2 separate regions of the Homo sapiens genome follow, and region 1 is linked to region 2. Evidence: chromatin contacts called from ENCODE Hi-C or POLR2A ChIA-PET data. All regions are on one chromosome and are shown on one strand. The core of a region is the stretch at or near the end of the contact, and the rest is flanking DNA. Distances in the headings are between cores, read along the strand shown. Region 1 overlaps LMCD1-AS1 (LMCD1 antisense RNA 1). Region 2 holds the start of CRBN (cereblon).

Region 1 (6,386 bases), core at 2,531-5,030, 5.2 Mb after region 2:
GGCTCCTTGACAAAGACCACATGGTAAAGAGAAAGAAACTTATCCTCTGGTGGGGCAGGAGACCCAGGAACTTGCCAAGTCAACTGTCTTCTCAAGAGGAAACCTGCCAAGTCACCATCTGTAAGTAGGGGCTTCGGGTTGAATAATATTAATAACGATATTACTAGCAGCCTCTTTTTCCTAAGTCCTTAGGCACTATAGGGTGGATTGGGCTGCTTGGGAACACGTGATCTAGATTCAAATCCTGGCTCCACCACTTACTCATGAATGACCTGGGCAAGTTATTTTTCTCAATTTCTTTATCTGCAAAATGGAGATAATAATAATCCCTACCTCAAACTTTCCCTGCCAATTTAGTTAGTATGGATAAAAGCACTTACAACTGCATTTGAATTTAGATTTAGTTGCTGTGCTGTCTTTATAACCTTTGCCTTAATTATCTTATTTAATGCTCTCAACAACCCTCTAAAATAGAGGCTATGATGTTCATTTTACAGAAGAGAAAACTGAGACTTAACAAGACTAATTAACTGGCCCAAGACCACACAGAAAATTAAGTATACAGCTGGGATTTGAACTCAGGTCTGCCTGGCTCTGATGTCTGGGTTCTTATATCTCGGCTATACATCCTCCCACTGCATCAGGGATTCTCAATCCTTAACACTATTGATATTTAGGGCCAGATAATTCCTTGTGGGGGCTGTCCTGTGCATTGAAGGAGTTTAATAGGATCCCTGGGTTCAACCCACAAGCTACCAGTAGCACCCCTACCCCATCGTGACAACCAACAATTTCTTCAGATATTGATAAATGTCCCCAAGGGGCCAAGTTTTTCAGAAGCACTGCATGAGATGCTCCCGGGGGTCTCTTGAGCTCTAACATTCCACATTTCTACTTCTATTAGAATTTCAATCAGTTGACATCCTATAGGAGAACAGAGAGTTTGGTGATACTGTTTATACCAAGAAACAGACAAAATCTTGTGGAAACCTTCCCTGGGGCTTACTAACCTCACCGTCACAGGCTTGCCAACCTCATCCTCATCCTCATCTTCATCTGCACTGGCACCTTCACGGTTATTGAAGAAAGGTGCACACTCTCCAGCAGATGAATTACTGCATTGTATCTTTTTCATTTTTTGGCATCTTTGAAACCGGCATTTGTCTTACAATCAATGAATGGCATATCAGGATTTGGTTGGCAGCGTCTTGTGTTTCCTAGTTGTTCGTAAAATAGTGGGGCATCCTATAATCAGCAGAATCCTAAATGCAATGATACACAATCTGCAAAGCTCCACATCCCTGTCCCCACTACTGGAAAACACAAATAAGAAAAAATCACCACCTCTGACTGGTGGTGGTCCCAAAGGCCATCATTTTGTAAGTGGTCACCACATTCAGAATTTTTAAAAAATGCTTTTTCCTCCAAGACAGAGGGCACAAGGATTAGAGGCAGAGCACAGGCTACATTTCAGCCTCAGGTGCATTTGTGTAACGCACAACCTCACAACTGTGCATGGCATCCCTGCTGTCTCTGACCAACTCTGCCTGGCCCCAGAGACTAAGAATTAAAATGCAGTCAAATATCACTGGATTTCACATAGCTTCTCAGAGCCCGAAATAATTTCAAGCTACAATTTCTTGAAATGGGTTTTATTTTTTTTAAACCCCAACAAAGCAGATTTTTTACAGACTAAAAATGCCAAACAGTTGCCTGCAACTCAAAGGCAAGTGATTAAACATCCATGATTTAAAAAAAAAAGAAAAGAAAAGAAAAGGTTGCGGGGAGGATTACTCTCTCAACAGCAGACAAATGTAGCAAAACATCTATTAATATTGTTCCCTGAAGAAGAATGAGTTAGTATAAAACTGGGAAGGACAACAGCCATGCATCTTTCTCTGTCTTCATAAAATACAGCCTTCCTGAAAACTGATGTGATTACTTGTGAAGCCAATGTTTCTCCATTTTTTTTTCTTCTTCAATAGCTGTTTGGGCCTTAATGTGCTTTAAATGTGTAATAAAAATATAATGAAAAACATACTTTTATTAAATGTGGCTGCTACAACATACACTATAAAGCCTGAATCCTATAAAGTTGAATTGTATGGCATTTCTTAAACCTGTTCCTTCTACTTATAGCTGCCCTACAATATTGGTCAGAATTTAGTGCTTCTCTCTCCCACCTTTGCCTTGAATTACTATGCTTGAACTTGCAGTTCCCATTTCTGCTTTTTCCTTTTTCTTCCATCTTACCTCCCACACTATACCCTAATCCCCCTGTTCTTCACACTCTATCCCCCAATATCCCACCACAAAGAAGTACATACTACGTGTGACTTGTCAGAAAACCCACACCAAAACCTCACAATTGGGCTCCTGTATCCAAAAACAACCTTTTATATAAAAATGTTAAGCAGTGGAGTTAGAGCAGAGATCAGAAAACTACAAAGAACCAAGCTGACCCTCCTCTGTTTTTATAAATAAAATTTTATTGGAACACAACCATGCTCATTTGTTTGGGTGTTGTCAAATGCTGCATTCCTGCTACAAAGGCAGAGTTGAGTAGTTGTAAGGGAAACTTTATGGCCTGTGATCAACTTGATTGGATTAAAGGATGCAAAGTATTGTTCCTGGGTGTGTCTGTGAGGGTGTTGCCACAGGAGATTAACATTTGAGTCAGTGGACTGGGAGAGGCAGATCCACCCTCAATCTAGGTGGGCACAATCTAATCAGCTGGCAGCTGGGCCAGAATAAAAGCAGGCAGAAGAACATGGAAGAAATAGACTGGCTGAGTCTTCCAGCCTACATCTTTCTCCCATGCTGGATGCTTCCTGCCCTCAAACATTGGACTCTAAGTTCTTTAGCTTTTGGACTCTTGGTCCTTTGACCACAGACTGAACTATACCACTGTCGGCTTCCCTGCTCTTGAGGTTTTGGGACTGGCTTTCTTGTTCCCCAGCTTGCAGGCGGCCTGTTATGGGACTTCACCTTGTGATCGTGTGAATCAATACTCCTTAATAAACTCCCTTTCATATATACATCTATCCTATTAGTCCTGTACCTCTAGAAAACTCTAATACAGCCTGCAAGTTCTAAAACATTTATTATCTAACCCTTTCAGAGAAATTGTGCCCATCCCTGGGTCAAAGCCAGATCTCCAGAGCTGGCATGCCTGGGTTCACAGCCAGCTTTGAGATATCGTGGACCACATTCCTCTCTGGCATGGACTTTCCTCCCTGGAACATCCATCCAGGGGTGTCCATTGACTGCAGTTGCTCCCAGTTCTCATGCTTTAGAGAACATCAGTGCTTTTCCCATCTCAACCTGAGAAAGGAATAACAGGGTGGTCACAGGACAGTCATGAGGGAACAACTAAGGCAAGGCAGCCATTAAAGACTCACATGAGGCTGGGCGTGGTAGCTCATGCCTGTAATCCCAGCACTTTGGGAGGCCGAGGCGGGCGGGTCACTTGAGGTCAGGAGTTCATGATCAGCCTGGCCAACATGGTGTAACCCCACCTCACCTCTACTAAAAATACAAAAACTATCTGGGCATGGTGGCGGGCACCTGTAATCCCAGCTACTTAGGGGGCTGAGGCAAGAAAATTGCTTGAACACCCAAGGAGGCAGAGGTTGCAGTGAGCCAAGACTGTGACACTGCACTCCAGCCTGGGTGACAGAGCAAGACTCTGTCTCAAAAAAAAAAAAAAAAAAGACTCACATGACTGGTGAGGAAGGAACTGTTAAAACCAACTGCAGCTGTAGCAGCAAGGGGCTGATAAGTCCCTGACAAACAGGATGTGGGCAAAAGCTGGTTAAAACAGGCCAAATCCAAACCCAACATGGCACTAGATTTGACCCAGTTTTCACCTAGAACATAATTATACGGTCATTAGCATGCTAAATCACACACCCATGGGCACCATGACAGTTCTGAATATGCCCAGGTTTGGTATAACAATGCATGACACTTCATTTCAGGGAAATCCCCGTCCCTTCTATAGAATCTAATGAATACCACCCTCTAATTAAAGAAAACCCATAATAAAGGAAAGTTCATACCCTGTGGGGCACTCTTCTCTTGAGTGCGTACTTTTGCTTTGCAATAAAAGCTCTTATATTCTCGCTACTCTCTGACTCATCCTTAAATTCTTCCAATGGTGTCAAGAGCCTGAACATTCCCTAGGGTTGAGGTCCTGCTGCTGTCCAGGGATCTCCCCTCACTGGCTGGCATCAAACCCACCATAAAAGCCATTGCTGAGGCCTCAGGGGCAGCATATCCTCACGCATCTCCAGGCTACCCACCCAACCTATGCCTGTGTGTTTCCCTGTCCTCACTGGGACACTTGCCTTCGTGATTTGAGGACATTTGATTAACCCAGTCTAAGGGCTGAAAATAACTTTTCTTCCTTGAAAACAACTGCTGTACTTTGGATTCCCCAAGAAGCAGTCCCTGAGACAAGATTGGAATGATTGAAATGTAAGTAGTTTATTTGGGAGTAATCTCAGAAGATACGGGAAAGTGAGGGGGAGGTAAAGCAGAGAACGGAAGAAAACCATTTGGTGTGTGATTGAGCAAGTTGGAACGATGGGAAACTGGAGCTTAATTCTGATGAATCTTTGGAAGTCAGTGTTAGATCACGTCTCCAAGTCATCCCGATTGGAGGTGAACAAGAGCCCTCTGGAGGCTCTATCCACCAATTCCAGTCCATCATTGGTTGAGGAAAGCTCACAAAGGTGTTCGTTATCTGGCCCTCCCAGCCCACCAGGCATCTTGCTCCAGCAGTCAAGAGAGAACCCTGGATGGAGATGTAGAAATGGCAATTGGTAGTCAGGCCAGAGTGCACTCAAATGGTAAAGAGGCCAGGGGATATGGGTACCTACAGGATCCAATACCACACTGTGTCAAATAAAGCACCCTCAAAGGAAAGAGGGGATAGAATCAGAGTTAGGGAATATTGAGATTTTACATAGAAATGTAAATACCTTGTTAAAGCTGCCATGTTGCTGTTAGAATACAATTGCCTCAACCAAAGGCAACTGAAAGTGTTTGAATTTGGAATACAGAGTATTTATTCTTCTGATAGAATTGCTCTGGGATGTTTAAAGTAAGAGCAGCTCTCTACCTTCGAAGTTTATTAATGTTACTAGGCTGTCAATCAAGCTGTTTTCATTTCTTTTGTCCCAGATGAAAATGTTCTGCTTTCTCTGCACTTAAGACATATCATTTCTCCTCACTAGTACTGCAGAGAAAACTGTCCTTGTAATGCCATATCAAGTTTTTCATACTTTTGTTTTCTTTCATGTAAACATGGTTGACACTTTTAAGTTAGTTTGATCTATATTTTATAAGGCATCAAGTCAGAGACAAAGATATTTTTAACGTTAAGCCATTTCAAATTTACTCATTTTGCTGCCATTGGTTCATGCACTCATTCAATCAACAACCAGTTCTGGAACATTTATTATGTCATTTGTTAAAGGTAGGATGGGGGTGTTAAAAAATTAATAAGCCATAATTTCTGCCTTTAGGAAGTTTAAAGAATAATTGTGTTGCAGAGACCATTGGCTATTTGGGGTCTGTGCAGCATCTTTCCCGCCTTTTTGGTGATAGTGCCCTCACCTCTTTGAAGAGAACTATCCTCTCCCCTACTCAAAACATATGGTCCCCAGCACAATTCCAGTGCTGAGGCACATGACTCAGGCTGGTCTGTCAGCTCACTGAATCCTCTAAGACACAGTGATTTGTTCAAAAACCACACAATCAAGTTTTTTCTAACAAAATGAATTCCAGGGTTTATTTGGGACTTTCAGGAAGTGGTGCTTTTTTCTTCTGCAGTTAAACTTGAACCAAGAACAATTTATGCTGGAGATGCTGCAGTCATCCTGCTTCCAGGAGAGGAGAGACTGTCTGAGAGTGTAGCCAGTACAGAAAATGTGGAGCTGAAGGATGAAGAGACGGAAATAGAATCTCAATGACATCGTACTGTGGCCAGACATTCACCTCTCTCTTGACATTTCCCAATAATTTCCCTTTAAAGACTAGGCCAGATAGCACTAGATCTTCTGACAAAGAGAAAAAGGCCTATCCAATTCAAGCTGAAATAAGATATTTTTTACTGATGAGGAATTTCAAGTGTCCATCAATTTCATGATACATGTAATGTAGCCACTGAGAGATTAAATGTGTCCTTAGGTTGTAATGACAGAAATATAGAGTACAGGACCACAGAGATATTATTCTTGATCTTGACCTTGATCTTGACTGGTCAGGCTTCATCTAGAATATTTACCAATTCTGGGTACATCACCAGATAGAGATATTCAGAGGAGAGGGAGCAGAATGAAGTAGCTTGTGAAAACCATGTCATAAGACAAATTGAAATA
Region 2 (6,795 bases), core at 4,296-6,795:
AATGTCTGTCCGGGAATCAGGATCATCATCACTTGTGGAAGAACTGGAATCACCTGACAGCTGTCGTCATCGTGCAAAGTCCTGCCATGAAATTCTTCCATATCAGCACCTAGGTACTATATAAAAACATATATAGGTATAGTGTCATGATCGATATGTAATAAAAATGTAAGCTCAACAGACTAAAGAGCAAATCACATTAAAAGAAATACAGGCCGGGCACAGTGGCTCACACCTGTAATTCCAGCACTTTGGGAGGCCGAGGTAGGCGGATCACCTGAGGTCAGGAGTTCAAGACCAACCTGGCCAACATGGTGGAACCCTGTTGCTACTAAAAATACAAAAATTAGCCAGGTGTGGTGGTGGACACCTGTAATCCCAGCTAATCGGGAGGCTGAGGCAGGGGAATCACTTGAACCTGGAAGGTGGAGGCTGCAGTGAGCTGAGATTGTGCCACTGCACTCACTCGAGCTTGGGCGACAGAGCAACACTCTGTCTCAAAAAAAAAGAAAAAAATACAAATGGGGTTACAAACACTTAATAAACGTGGTATATAAGCATCCCATGTTAAAATATAATTTTTAATCTAACTTTAACTCTTAGAAGAATTTCTAATCTTTTATGAATATATCACAAACACAGAAATTCAAGAATTTTTTTAGTACAAAGTATTATTTTTACCAAGAAATATCTCTATGCCCACATATCACAAACAGTAAGTATAAAATGTTAGTATGTTCAATAACACTCTAGTACCTAGAAGTACAGAGAAGTATTTAATAGCTCAATTACCAGAAAGAGTATAAAGAGCAACAATTCCTCAAACAATTCTACCACAACATAGTATTAAGCTTCTTAAAAATTACAGTTAAATGTTTATCTACTGGCAAATAGCCCATGTCCTCATCCACAATTTCTGATATCTAGTAATACAAATATCAGTCACTTGTTTTTATGAACTTTTATCTACATTTAAATGTATATCTATTATATTAGATCTGTCACTAAATTACATACTGTATGTGATGTCGGCAGACTGGTGTCAAAATTTATGATGTTTGGTTTTTTGGCTTCTTTACTATCCTGGTCTTCAACTTCCATTTCATCTTCTTCCTCACTCTCTGCTATAAAAGTAGAATATTGTAAGAAAAAAAAAAAGATGAATGAAAACCTTTCAAACATGTAATTCCTTCTTCAAAAGAGGGGTACTTCTAAAACCACATGCATTTGGTAAACTCTACAGCACCGTGAAGAGGGAGCCAGAGGACTGGGGTCCGTGCTGGGCTCTGTCAGTAGCTATTTTTTTTTTTTAAGTCAACTGTGAATTTTAGAATAGTTTAACATTTACAGAGAAGTGTAAAGATAGTACAGAATGCTCCCGTGTGTCACACATCCTTTTCCCCTATAGTTAATTTATATTAGTATGGTACATTTGCCACAACGAAGGAATCAGTCTTGGTACATTACTCTAACTAAGCTTCATATTTTAAATGGATTCCCTTAGTTTTTATCTAGTCTTTTTGCGTTCCAGGATCCCACTTTACATTTAGTTATCAGGTCCCCCTACCCTCCTCTGGGCTAGGGGGGTTTTCAGACTTTGCTTGTTTCTGAGTTTTGAGGAGTACTGGTCAGGCCTTTTGTAGAGTATCCCTCAACTGGGTTTTGTTTGATGTAATTCCCATGATTAGACTGAGGATACGTGTTTTAGGGAGGAAGACCACAGAAGTGAAGTGTTGTTATTCTTTTCCTTTTTAGAAATGGGGTCTGTTGCCAATGTGCTGTTTTTATTACATATCCAGCCTATATATTATGAACTATTCCTGCTGTTAACCTTGATCACCTGGCTACAGCAGTGTGTGTCAGGTTTTTCCGCTGTAAAGTTCCTTTCCCCCCTCCTTTTCACATTGTACCCTTCGGAAGCAAATCACTAGGTGTAGCCTCCACTTCAGGGGTGATGAGTTATGCTCCACTCCCTTGAAGAGGAAATGTAAGTTATTTAAAATTCTTCTATATGGGAGATTTTTCTCTTCTCCCTCACCAGTAACTAATTTTAACACCTTAGACAACTCATTCTGCCCAATTAAATTTTAGTTTCCTCATCTGCAAAATGATAGGCTTCAACAAGTCAACCTCTAACGTTCTCTCAAACTCTCAACTTCAATCAGTTCCTACATAAGTAAGAAAAGAAACAAAGCAGGCAAGATCTGTTAATTAAAACTGAGAGAAAGATAACCTAGCAGGAAGAATTTCACAGCATTTTTCTAGTGACAACATTTCCCTGGCAGTCGCTACATTATCTTAAAATGAAGGCCAGGTGTGGTGGCTCACACCTGTAATCCCAGCACTTTGGGAGGACGAGGCAGGCAGATCACTTGAGGTCAGGAGTTCAAGACCAGCCTGGCCAACATGTTGCAACCCCATCTCTACTAAAAACACAAAAGTTAGCCGGGTGTGGTTGTAGGTGCCTGTAATCCCAGCTACTGGGGAGGCTGAGGCAGGAGAATCGCTTGAACCCAGGAGGTGGAGGTTGCAGTGAGCTGAGATTGTGCTATTGCACTCCAGCCTGGGCGACAGAGCAAGACTCCATCTCAAAAGAAAGAAACAAAGAAAATTTTGCAATCATTTGCATACTATTTTGCTTAATTTTAAATTTAAAAATAAAGTTTGCATGAAGCATAAAACATTTTAAAAGAATGTCTTAGAAAACCAGATGTTACCAATGACAGCAAAGAAAATTAGAAAACGCTACACAATACATATGCTATTGTACTAACTGTGAGTCTGTCCTTTTCATACAAACTATGAGTAAATTTCCTATCCTAGACCAGTGACTCTCAACCACAGGTGATTTTGCCCCTCAGGGGATATTGGTTGCAATAACTAAGGGAGTCCTACTGGCATCTAGTGGGTAGAGGCCAGGGATGCAGCTAAATATCCTACAATGCACGAGACAATCCCACCCAAAGAATTCTCCAGCCCAAAAGTCCAGTGCTGAGGTTGGGAGACCCTGGCCTAGACTAACAATAAAGAATTACTGAATCTCATTTCTCACCTCCCAGTTCATGTATTTTTAAATGCCCCAAATAAACTTCTAAATCGATAAAATGTCATTACGAAATAATCATTTGTTTTCCTTTGCATATCATTATTTAAGTCAAACCACCTCTAGCCAGGCCCCTGACAGAAAATAAAAATGATTTTCAATATGGTAACTGCCTTGGACTTTCTATTTATTATTACAACTTCCTAGATATAAAACTTTGTCAAAAACAGAATTACTTCAACTTATATGTAAATAGCCAATGGTCTAACACTTCATACAAATTTTCCTTGGAACATGTAAGTTTCACTGAGATAAAAAAAGAGCTATCTAAATGGATGACAAAAATATTCTGCATCAAATTGTTTGTATTTCCAACTCTGACAGTATGGCTATCACTTGGCATGCAGCACAACCCACTTTATTGCTCTACTACAGAAAGTTTAAAAGATAAACTATTAGCTCAAAGGCTGGAATTAATATTGTTAAAAATTTACATTTTAACTGTTCTGACTCCTAGTCTCTAAATAATTTCTTTAGTAACCTTTTTTTCATAAATATGGCTAAAAACCACTTTCCCCTACTCAGTTATGTTTATTAATGTTTCATTTGCCTAGGATAAACTCTTCACATCTCAAATATAAAGCTTTTTGTTGGAACTTAGAGGATTTACTCTTCAGAACAACTCGTACTACATGGAATTATGGAAAGCCCAGTGTTTCCCTACAAATAAAATTTACGTAATTTGGAGAGGCATTATTGCTATATCTACACCATCTCTGGGCCCTCTCCCGACGCTTTTCTGAAAAACAAAAAACAAAACAAAACAAACAAAAAAAAAACAAACAAAAAACCACGCTGACTGTTCAGAGCTATCAGTGAAGTCTGATGACTCATCTCATGCAGAGGCACGATGTGAATGTCGACAGAAGATCAGTATCCTCCCTCTTCTATTCACCATTCTCCCTGAAACACCGGATTTGGCACAGAGAGTAGGGCTAATGTCTCTGAAAAAATAGCTCAGCTTTCCATCAAAGGCTGGCACACTTACCCTTGTGTCAACTCAGCTAGAATGGCTTCGAGAACAACCAGTGACTATGGTTTATTTTTACAGAAAAGTTCTCTCCTATATGGTGGGCACGCACTCAGTCTCTTCCTCTTTTAATCCATGCTGCTACCAGTGGACAAATTAATCTTCCAAGCATAGATTTCTTTAGGCAATTACCTGAAACCTAAAACTGTTTCTTGGCAATCCACAGGAAAAACCCAAACCCACTGGCAAGAGATGCCAGTTTCCCAGCAACTTAGACCCAATATACCTCCTAGGCCTTATGTCCCACAACCATATCCTAAATATGTGCTTTTAGATGTCTCCTGATCTACCTGAAAGGCTTTTTCCCAAATCCTCTGACCCTTAAACAACCTCTGCCTCTGAAGAGCCACAACAGCATTCATTTATCTGGCCCTAAATCAACCGCCTCTGCAGTTGATTTACGTTTAGTTATATTCTCAGCAGCCCCGCCTAGACAGTAAACCTCAATTATCAGATTGTGTATTACCTCTCGTTTCATCTCCACAACACCTAACATACTTGTCATATAACGAAGGGACTCAAGTAATACTTTCAAGTTTGGATGATACACCTTTTGGAAAGCATCTCTTGAAAGGCATTCCATGAAAAGTTTATGCAATATTCCATGCATTTTTTTTTTTGTTCAGTATTTCAACACAAGGCCAAAGTCTAAACATTTCACACAACATACAGGAAAAAGAAAAACTAAGTATCTCTGATTAAGCATAATCGTACATGCCTGAGAAAGACCGATAGTAAGAAAAACAAAACAGAGAAGTGGTTTAGAGATATAATGACAGACACACCCGGGTTGGAATCCTGACTCTGCTGTGTGACCTTGGGCAAGTCATTGAACTAATCTGCAAATCCAATACTCGCTTATCAAATCGGAAACTGAAAACTGATGTGGGAAGGATTAAAAGGCGACATGCATGCAAAGCGTTAACTGCACGGCTCGTAACATGGTAAGTGCTTAGTACATGTTAGCTGTCACTCTTATTAAAAGGAAGGAGACCAGCAAAAGTAACCGCTGTGAATCTGACCCGGTCCTCTAGTTTCAGAGCATTTCCTAGGAGCTAAACTCAGAACACAAGGAGGATGGAGAGGATGGGTTTCCTGTTCTTAATAGCAAATGCTCCCCCCGACACCCTGGCTCACGGCTCGGGGCAACAGAGCAGCGAAGAAAGCGCCGCGACTCCATCGCTGGCCGAGGGCCGACGTGAAGCAGCTTTCCGGTGCGGCCCTGCTGGGCTGGCTCGCCAGGCTTGGCGCCCCCACGCCCGCCTCCCAGGCCCAGCTGCACCGCTAGCGGCTCCGAGCCTCGCCCCACTCCCGACTACAGGGAACTACTCCGGGCGGTTACCAGGCAGGAGCGGCAGGTGGTTGCCCATGTTGTGCGCAGCGTCCTGCTGATCTCCTTCGCCGGCCATGTCTGTTTACCCGCAAAGGAGGCTGGGACAGGGCGGTGCCGAAGACTCCGAGGGAGGGCCCGTGTCGCGCGGCTGCCGCGCACCGGGGCCACAGCGCCCCCTGGCGGCCCCAGGGGAGCAGACGGCGGCGCGTACCCAAGCCTGAAAGTGATGGCCTAGGCGGGAGGGACAATTACAGGCCTGCGCTCCGTCCCGGGGACAGAACGCCGTCCCCTGCCATCCACGGCTGAGTGCCCGGCGTACACGCTGCAGAGCCCTCACTTTGTTCCAGCCCTTAGCATGACTTATTTAATCCTGATATTTTGCATATGGAGAAACTGAGGCTGAGAGCCTTTAGTCTCCACCTTGTTTTTAAACGAAGGGGGCAGGGAGCAAATAGAAACCTGTTCATGCAGCATTAGTTTCAATTCTTAAAATAAGAAGCATATATGTGAAGGCTGGGGAAATCCATCAGTTATTCCGAGGGTGGTTGAATTATTGCTGATTTTCTTCAGTAGTTTCAATGTATGTACATACAACTTCAATAACTTCAGTAGTTTCCATATATGTACATTACATTCCAAAATTAACAAGTATTAATCAGAAACATACTTGAAATGATGATTGCACAGAATGGAAAACGCCTTATAATTGGTAAATAAAATTGTCTGAATATAAACTAGCCTACTCATTATGACTTCAGCTATGTAAAAACAAGTCACTGTGGCAAAAAAGAAAGACTATGTAAAAAATGAAGATAATTCTGTTATAATGGTGGAGTTGTGACTGGTAAGATATTTGTTTTGGAGGGAGGACAAAAGTTTTCGTAGTGTATTTCAGTATCACTTTTTCAGCGAGGAAGGAAAACTGAAAAATCCTTAAATGAAATACAACATCTAAACATGGTAGTGGTGGTGGTGGGCGGAGGCTGAGAGGAAGCAGCAGCATTGCTCAACAGAAAAGTCATGGATCTGAGATTTGAAAAAATGATTTCAGAAAATTTGCCTCCCTGATAAGTTACAAGCAGAAAACTCCCTTGTGACAGAGGCTTGTGAATCATTCCTGTGTCATTTTGCCTCCTGTCTCCGAATCAGTCTGTGGTCTTCGTCAAATCACTTATGGCTGCGGGCCTCAATTCGCCCATTTGCAAAATAAGAACGAACCAAATAGTGTCGCCTATTTGTTCCAGTTAATAATGTCTGCAACATGAATCATAGCATCACCTTTTACGATGAGGTTAATAACAATTACATATACTACGTAATGATTTAACG

Evidence for each region. Hi-C counts contacts between places; a loop is a spot of excess contacts on that map. ChIA-PET counts read pairs that join two places held with the same protein, here RNA polymerase II (POLR2A). Pooled maps may share reads with other maps.
Region 1: a pooled map shows a loop between it and region 2 (12-fold over the local background). The contact joins the enhancer-like site here to the promoter of CRBN in region 2. A Hi-C loop is called at or near these places in 3 of 50 pooled maps. POLR2A ChIA-PET finds 5 or more read pairs at or near these places in 2 of 52 experiments (PC-3 and activated CD4-positive, alpha-beta T cell).

The regions. Positions count from the first base shown.
Region 1 is chr3:8,353,576-8,359,961 of GRCh38, forward strand. All of the region lies in intron 3 of LMCD1-AS1 (LMCD1 antisense RNA 1), which reads right to left. Among named protein-coding and RNA genes, the nearest start is that of LMCD1-AS1, 140 kb to the right of the region's middle. Within about 2 kb of position 3,781, at least 4 of the 41 ENCODE cell types and tissues checked have a DNase peak (open chromatin) inside an H3K27ac peak, as active enhancers do.
Region 2 is chr3:3,174,146-3,180,940 of GRCh38, forward strand. CRBN (cereblon) reads right to left here and starts at 5,546. Exons shown (of 11, transcript NM_016302.4): 1 at 5,476-5,546; 2 at 1,018-1,124; 3 at 1-116. The coding sequence starts at 5,542. RefSeq lists a silencer at 5,610-5,779.